2 separate regions of the Homo sapiens genome follow, and region 1 is linked to region 2. The links are chromatin loops, found by intact Hi-C in ENCODE. Cell type or tissue: mammary epithelial cell. All regions are shown on one strand. Each heading gives the region's core, and the rest is flanking DNA. Links, peaks and the distances in the headings are about the cores only.

What was found. Hi-C counts contacts between places; a loop is a spot of excess contacts. Peaks named below come from ENCODE experiments on the same cell type or tissue, not always from the same donor. Only the 100,000 strongest peaks of a DNase experiment are listed, where the experiment ranks them.
Region 1: a loop joins it to region 2, with 9 times the contacts of the local background. A loop is called at or near these places in 2 of 110 quality-filtered maps.

Annotation. Positions count from the first base shown.
Region 1 is chr19:31,152,143-31,156,541 of GRCh38, reverse strand. It overlaps a transcript of TSHZ3 not described here. Among named protein-coding and RNA genes, the nearest start is that of LINC01791, 13 kb to the left of the region's middle. In mammary epithelial cell, for the core only: a CTCF peak has its summit at 2,424; a DNase peak (open chromatin) is centred at 2,431; H3K27ac peaks cover 2,062 bases.
Region 2 is chr19:31,212,481-31,216,879 of GRCh38, reverse strand. It overlaps a transcript of TSHZ3 not described here. Among named protein-coding and RNA genes, the nearest start is that of LINC01791, 47 kb to the right of the region's middle. In mammary epithelial cell, for the core only: no CTCF peak of the experiment used is centred there; a DNase peak (open chromatin) is centred at 2,569; H3K27ac peaks cover 1,956 bases.

The sequences.
Region 1 (4,399 bases), core at 72-4,071, 60 kb after region 2:
GTCAAAGCTTCTTCACTTTAAATAGATGCCCTGGGTGGCTGATATCTGCTCCTGCTCCCGACCGACAAAAACTGGTGCCAGTGGGATGTCTTATCCCACTGATAATATCTTGTTTTGTTTATAGGGAGAACAAAGAACTGTGGGCATCGGAATCGGGAAGACCTACTGCCTTTAGGAAAAGACAAGGTATTTGGAGACTGGAATTATTATTGTTACACAAGTGCTAAAAATTTTCTCTGTCTGCTCCTAACTGTTCTTTCAGTTAACAATATTTATTGAATACCTATTACGTGCCTGACACTATTCCAGGTACTCATAATACATCATTGAATACAACAGACAGAGTCCTGCCTTCTTGGAGCATACATTCTAGAGCATATACAATAAACAATAAGCAGAATAGGCAAATTAACATTGGCCCATCTGTTTTTATTGTGCTTCTTCCATAATATGTCCCAGGAACTCAGGTTTTCACAACACGGTCCCTGACCTGAAGAAAGAGGCACACATTCCAATAGTTGAGCCAGATTGGTTAACAACAATAACAAAAGCAAAGCAATGTGATCATTAGATCATTATTCAGGGTATATTCTTATTGTGCATCAAATGTCACAAAGTATTTATTATTCCCAATGGTGTCACTAAGGGACTTGTGAAAGGTTCTCCTCCAGGAAGTTGGGGAAGGCCCCTTGCTCTCTGAGGCCATTAGATCGGTGTCCTGGAAAACAAGTTAGAGGGAAATGGAGGGGAGCATTTAGGGCAGGGAAACCTCAGGTGGAAACAGGTAGAGGCTAGGAAGGCAAGATAGAAGTCAAATTATCAGGGGCAGACGAAGGCGAGAACTTGGGTGTGTGTCTGAAAGCCATCTAAAGTCCTACGGTAAGCAGTGGTAAAGGACGTCTAATCTAAAATGCTTCCAAAACAAAGGGGCACTAATTTAAGAGAATGATCTGGGCCCCGAGGCCCTAGAAGCCTGCCTGACTCACAGTGTGCCTTCAGTAGAAATTTATCACATGAATGCGTGAACTAGCGCCCAGGCTGCGGAAAGATATGTCCTCAAAATGCAAGTCACAATTATTCCATTTTCTGATGGGATGGTCACTTTCCTACAACGAAGCTGTGTTTGGAAAGCCTGGCAAAGAAACAAATTAGATTTATGGCTATGCCTTTGTTTCAAAAATGCTGTCATCTTGAAGGCACAGTTCCAGCATCCCTTATGTAATATTCTGCTCCCTGTCGGAAGGGGTTATCTAAGGCAAGTAAGAGAGCAGGGTACAAAGGATTCCAGGACAAATATTCCTTGTCCAAGTAACATAGTCCCAGGGAGAGCATGGGATCACGTCTAGATGAGGCCAGATTCAATGTTCAGGCGGCTGTGAGGATGGGGCTGATGGAGACAGTGCAGGTGATTGGTTCGCTAGCTCTGCTTTTCCATCCATTTGCTCTGATTCCAGACAGGGCTGGTCCTTCTCTTTGGAATTATCTCCAAGAACCACTGTTGAAAGATGCTTTCAGGACTTCTCTTCCCAGGTGGGAGAACAGAGGCAAGGGGTGTCCCCTCAGCAAACCTGGCATCTTTACCTGTGAAGTTGGGACACCACGGCCATGAGGACAAAATGAGACAACACATGGCAAGTGCCGAGTAAGGGTCCTGGCCCTTATGATAGAGACAGGAGGCAGCAAGTGTCCCCCCACAAAACCCTGCCTTCAAGCCTAAAACAGCCTGAAGGCTAAAAAACCAGACTTCAGGTCTCAAATGAAGCCCACACTTTCCTGATTCTCTCTGAAAAATGCCCACCTGCACACTGGGAGGATGGGATGGAACCTCGGGAAGTTCAAGCCATTTGCGGTGATAGGAGTCTGGTCTCTCCTGTTTCTGGGAGCTGACCTGAGATTCAATCTGTGAGATTGGGGCCTGTTAACATGAACCCCTCTTGCTTTGCTGAGAGTCTTCTTCCTTTTCACCCAATAAACTCCATTATCCCCAGCCCTTCAAAGTGTCTGCATGGCTTATTTTTCCTGGTCATGTGACAGGAACCTGGTTTTTTTCTACAACACTTAGTCAGGTGGTTCTCTTCTTTATTCCCTACTGTCCACTGAGGAATGAAGGACAGATGTCCTGGCTTGGACATGGGTATAATATCTATCTTGGTCATTTGGGCCAATTCAGTGTCTTGGGTACAGGGTCATCCATCTGGGGGACTGGATGACATGAAGTTGAGTCAGAGAAAGATTATGTGTGGACTTGCTATTGTTGCACTGCAAGCAAATACACCATGTCAGTGGTACACAACAATAAACATTTCTGTCATTCCTGTGGCTGTGGGCTGGCTGGGGCTCAAGGCACCTACGGGTGGGGCTCTGCTGGGTAGCTCTGCTGTCAGTGTTTGGTGCTCTCTTTCTGGGCCCTGCAGGTAAGCCCAGGCATGTTCTTTTCATGGTGATGGCAGAAGTACAAGAAATGAGCAGAAACATGCAAGTTCTCTTAAGGCTGAAGTTCAGAACTGGGATACCATCACTTTCCTCTCTTGCTATTGGCCAAAGTCAGTCTCCTGGTCAAACACAAGAGTGAAGAAATTTGCTCCACCCTTTAATGGGAAGAACCACAGACTCATAAGGCAAAGTTCTAAACACAGGGCTAAGGCTGAGAATTGGGGCCAATAACTCTATCCACCAAAGGTGATATTTTTGTAATCTCTTTATTAAATGAATTATGTCAACACACTTACTAGACTAAGGGAGGGAAAATTACCTAACAGTCAACAACCATATTAAGCACATATTTAGTCATTTACTCAACAAATATTTATTAGATACTCACTCTGAGCCAGGCACTGTTTTAGGCCCGCATTACCATAGCAAACAAGAAGGACAAAGCTCTTGCTCTGGAAGACAATAAATAAGTTAACAACAACAAAAAGTTTAATTTATGATAATACAAAATAAAACAAGAAGTCAAGTGATAGCAACTACGTGGTATGTGGAGTACCTTTAAATAGTGAGAACATGTCTGTTCAACAAACTATGGATGATATTTATCAAACACCAATCAGACATCACCATCTGATGATCATAGAGTTTCTTATTCTGCCAAAACTGCAATCCATTTTATTCTCAGCTTAAATGACTGTCCTTCCACTCCTTTCTCTATAAGTAAGATGAAGGAGAGGGAATTAATTTTACACATAGTCTTTCTCTTTTGTAGAATGTTTCACCAGAGTTTAGAAGACTTATAGTCTAGAATGTACATTTTTTAGTAGGAATCCTGAGTGCCATGTTATATTTTTTCCTAAACATCTTTTTGACGAACAGTAATCATGGTAGAAAACTGGCCTTTATACATCAGTATCTTATGTCACACGGTATCATCAACTTTATGCAACACCCAACCGTAGTAAACAGCTGAACTCCAATGGCAGGATTAGTATGATTCTAACCAGAGTTCCTGATCCATGAAACCATCCAGTGAGATAATTACACTGAGAAATGAGTCATCTAAAAGACAGCCTAAATGAAGTTGTTATATTGGATTATTCAAATGCTTAACAATATTCAAGTATTTGTTGGCTTGACAAATCCATTTATATATTTGATATTATAAAATATCCATCTGAATACTTGCACTGTGTGGTCCTAATCATGGCTTCATGACTTTGGGTCCATTGGGACTTTGAGTTGCTTCCATTCAAGGCATGGGTCTGGTGATGGTGCCTCAGATGCCTCTCCATTGGGTTCTGTAAGGTCCCTGGAGCTGCTGTTAACAGTGGAGGTGTTTCACAGCAAGGAAGCACAGAGGAAGTTAGGATCAGGAATGGACTGGGCACTGGACATGGTTAAATTCTGCATTTTTCCATGACAGGATAATCGTGAAGGTTCTACTCCATCCCTAATCAGGAACTCTAGCTCCCTGCAATGACACTGGCTCTTCCCAGGGCCCTAGAGCTCTGGCACTCCTGAACATCCTTGGTGAGGTCCAGCTGCTTGAATACTCAGTCATGTTACAATTATATTGTCTCAAAGCCATGAAAAGGCTGTGAACTCAAGAGGATGTCTTCCACTTACAGTATTTATTTATTCTTCTTCCTTTCTTTTCTAATCACCCCTGAAGCGGCAATCCTCCCACCTCACCCCTTCCACATATAGCATCTCCAACTCTGAATAGTCAGCGAAAAGGAAAAACGAGCTTTCTGGGATGGGCTGACAAAAAACAGAAGCACCTTCCACATAAACATGCACACACACACACACACACACACACGCTCACATATACACATGTTATTGCATGAGTTTGGTTCCTGCTTATTGGAATGGAAAGACACAGTAATATGGAACCATCCATCCCATTCCTGAGACCTAGGACATTCTAGGCAAAACCCAATGGTGCGATTTTTTTTCTTTT
Region 2 (4,399 bases), core at 165-4,164:
TCGAGACCATCCTGGCTAACATGGTGAAACCATGTCTCTACAAAAAAATAAAAAATAAAAAATAAAAAATAAAAAAAATTGGCCAGGCGTGGTGGCGGGCACCTGTGGTCCCAGCTACTCGGGAGAGAGGCAGGAGAATCGCATGAACCCGGGAGGCAGAGCTTGCAGTGAGCCGAGATCGCACCACTGCACTCCAGCCTGGGTGGCAGAGTGAGACTCCATCTCAAAAACAAAACAAAACAAAACAAAACAAAAATACAAAAATTAGCTGGGTGTGGTAGCACATACCTGTAGTCCCAGCTACCCGGGAGGCTGAGGCAGGAGAACTGCTTGAGCCAGGGAGGTGGAGGTTGCAGTGAGCTGAGATTGCACCACTGCCCTCCAGCCTGGGTGACGGAGACTCTGTCTCAAAAAAAAAAAAAAAAGCTGCCTCCTGGGAAAGCCTTTCTGATGATCTCAGGTGACTCTCATCCCTCTGTACCACACTACCTTGTGTTACTGTCTCCTTAGCATGGCCATTAGGTCCCTCCTTTTGCAGCAAAGTGCTGTCTTCATGAGGCCAGGAGCCTTGCTGATAGGGGTCCTAGTTGTGTGCTCAGCTTGAGACATGGTGGGGGCTGGGAGCCCCCCCAAAAAGGCCTAAAATGAATTTCTTGAGTATTCTGGCAGACTAAGTTTAAATATTTAAGAACGATTTGATGGCCAGACATAACACCATCATAAAGAATTATATTTCTTGTATACACTTATACCATTGATGTTCTTTGATGTTTCTTGTATACATATATACATACACCATCATAAAGAACGTGAGTTGTAAGTAATTGCATTGTATGGTTTTTCTTTGAGAATTTGGTGATTTTCCTCCAAAATTTAACAATTTTAATTTAATTTAATATTTAATATTTAATAATAAATTTAATTTAATTTTTAATAGTTTTTTTAAGCCAATTGGAAAACTCTACTATAGATCCTATATATAGAAAAAAATTATAATACCTTTTTTTTTGAGACAGAGTCTCGCTTTGTCGCCAAGGCTGGAGTGCAGGGGCACGATCTCGGCTCACTGCAAGCTCCGCCTCCCGGGTTCAAGTGATTCTCCTGCCTCAGCCTCCCAAGTAGCTGGGATTACAGGCACACACCACTATGCCCGGCTAATTTTTTTATTTGTAATAGAGGCAGGGTTTCACCATGTTGGTCAGGCTGGTCTTGAACTCCTAACCTCGTGATCCGCCAGCCTCAGCCTCCTAAAGTGCTGGGATTATAGGCGTGAGCCACCACACCCAGCTTAGAACCTTTTTCTGTAAATATTCCTATTAATGTAAAAAATCATTTTATTTTATGGTTAAAACAACACAATTGGGACCAGCTATCTTCAGAGTTTTAGTTTTTTAAAGCTCACATTTTTACCCTATTTCTGATATTTCTTGTCTACACTTATACCATGGATATTTCTTGTATACACTTATACCATTGATGTTCTTTGATGTTTCTTGTTTACTTGTATAGCATTGATGTTATTTAAGATTATTTTATGTGCTCTGTGGACAGATGCTTCTAATTTAATGTTTTCATTAAATTCATTTGTGTGATTTACAATTTATGACAGATGATTCTGACTTCCCAGTGAGTGACAGCAATTTTCCTTTTTGAGTAAATTTATTTAAGTAAAGACCTGACTCATATTAAAGAAAAATATGAGTACAGGGTAGTATTGACATGATATAGCGCCACAATTCTGAATGTGGTATCTAAATGACTAATGTCTGGGAAATGCTTGAAACACCTACACTGGAGATGTATAGCCAACCAACCGAATATCTTCATTTTTGTATCAATATTTGGTACCTGCCAACTTTTTAAAAATTTTATTTTAATCCCCTCCTGCTTTGTTACATTTTTGGCAAAGAGGGAATGGTCTATGGATGAGGGTTGAATGCTCGGTTCTTTTTTTTTTTTTTTTTTTTTTTCTGAGACAGAGTCTCGCTCTGTCGCCCAGACTGGAGTGCAGTGACCGGATCTCCGCTCACTGCAAGCTCCGCCTCCCGGGTTCACGCCATTCTCCTGCCTCAGCCTCCCGAGTAGCTGGGACTACAGGCGCCCGCCACCACGCCCGGCTAATTTTTTGTATTTTTAGTAGAGACGGGGTTTCACCGTGTTAGCCAGGATGGTCTCGATTTCCTGGCCTCGTGATCTGCCTGCCTTGGCCTCCCAAAGTGCTGGGATTACAGGCGTGGGCCACCACGCCCGGCCTGCCTGATTCTTTAGGAAATAGGTCTTCAGGACCCCCACACTTAATCCTGGGATGTGAAAGTGATAAGTCTCAGTCAACTTAGGTGCAATGCCTTATCCAGGTATGAATGCAGTCTTTCCCTGAGCTGAATAAAACTCAAGAATCAAAGACTCTGTTCTTGCTTTCTCAATCTGCTGTTGTCTCCACTCAGCTCACTTCCTATGGAAAGGACTCAGGTATGGGGCAGAGTCACTTCCTGCACCACACCATCAGCAAAGCTAGCTCCTCTTGGCTGGCGCAGGCCCTCTGGCTTCCCAGCTATGAGGTCACGCCAGCTGAGAATTCAATGATCTGTCTTAACCACAGTGACTCATGCAGCCTCTGGTTACCCTGCGGCTGGGACCCAGTTCCTGTACAGGAAGACATATTTTAAATGATTACATGAATGACGGAGAGTGCGCAGAGGGCTTTCAAAGATTTGGAACAACCAGCCGGAAGCGCCAAAACTTACCCGGGTTTGTTCAACCTCATTTGGTTTGAGAATTAGAAGGACTGGTCCCGACGGGTGCTCTCTGACTACTGCTAAGAATCTCTCGTCCTTTCTAGCAGTGATGGCCTGGCGGCCACACTCAGCACAAGTTAACGATTCCAAGTGCAGGAAGAAGTAAGGAGTGAGAAATAAGAATAAAATAAAAAATAAAATCCCCCTAAATTGTCGCAATTTGAAAACTTTTCTCAAATCCTCAAAGGAAGATAATTGTCTAAACTCCAGGGGCAGCTCGAGGCTCAGAAGAAAGAGTGTAGACTTATTCTAAAGAGAATGAGAGTGAGGACTGGGCACCAAACGTGCGCTAAGTGCCAGCACGCTCATTCCTTTTATGTAATCTGCTCCTCTCCTCCATTGCGTTTTTTTCTTTTAAATAGACTTTATTTCAGTTTTTGGTTCACAAGAGATACAGAGATTTCCCATATACCTCCTGTTGCTTACACATACATGCAATCACCCCGTTACCAACATCCCCCACCAGGGTGGTACCTTTGTTACAACTGAGGAACCTACATTGACCCATCATCACCACCCAAAGTACATAGCTATGTCAGTGTTCACTCTTGATGTTGTACATTCTATGGGTTTACACAAATGTACAAAGACATGGATCCACCATTATAGTATCCTATAGAGTAGTTTCACTGTCCTAAAATCTTCTGTGCTCTGCCTATTCATCCTTCCCTCCTTACCCCTGGACACCACTGATTTTTTTTTTTTTTTTTTTTTTTTTTTTTTTTTTTGAGACAGAGTCTCGCTCTGTTGCTCAGGCTGGAGTGCAGTGGTGTGATATTGGCACACTGCAACCTCTGCCTCCTAGGTTCAAGCAATTCTCCTGCCTCAGCCTCCTGAGTAGCTGGGACTACAGGTGCATGACGCCACGCCCGGCTAATTTTTTTGTATTTTAGTAGAGACGGGGTTTCACCATGTTGCCCAGGCTGGTCTCAAACTCCTGAGTTCAGGCAATCCACCCGCCTCCGCCTCCCAAAGTGCTAGGATTATAGTCTTGAGCCACCGCACCCAGTCAATCTTTTTACTGTCTCCATAGTTTGCCTTTTCCAGAATGTCGTATGGTTGAAATTGTACCATATATAGCCTTTTCACACTGGCTTCTTTCACTTTATTATAGGCTTTTGAGATTCTCCCATGTCTTTTCATGGCTTGTTAGCTTCTGTCTTTATAGTGCTGAATAATATTCTGTTGTCTGGGTGTACCACATTTTATTTATCCATTTGCCTACTGAAGGCAGTCTTGGGTGCTTTCAAGTGTTAATACTTATGAATAAACCTGCCATAAACACCCATGTGCCTTTTGTGAGACATAAATTTTAATCTCCTTTGGGTAAACATCAAGGAGTGGGATTGCAGGATGGTATGCTAAGAGGATGTTCAGTTTTGTAAGAAGCCACCAAACTGTCTTCCAAGTGGCTGTTCCATTTTGCATTTCCATTGGTACTGAATCAGAGTTCCGGTAACAGAGTTCCCCAGTACTCTTGGAAGCACTGGGAGTTGTCAGTGTTCTCGATTTTGTCTATTTTAACAGGGGTGTAGTGGCATCTTATTGTTGTTTTGATTTTAATTCCCCTGATGATACATAATGAGAGCCTTTTGCTTTTTATT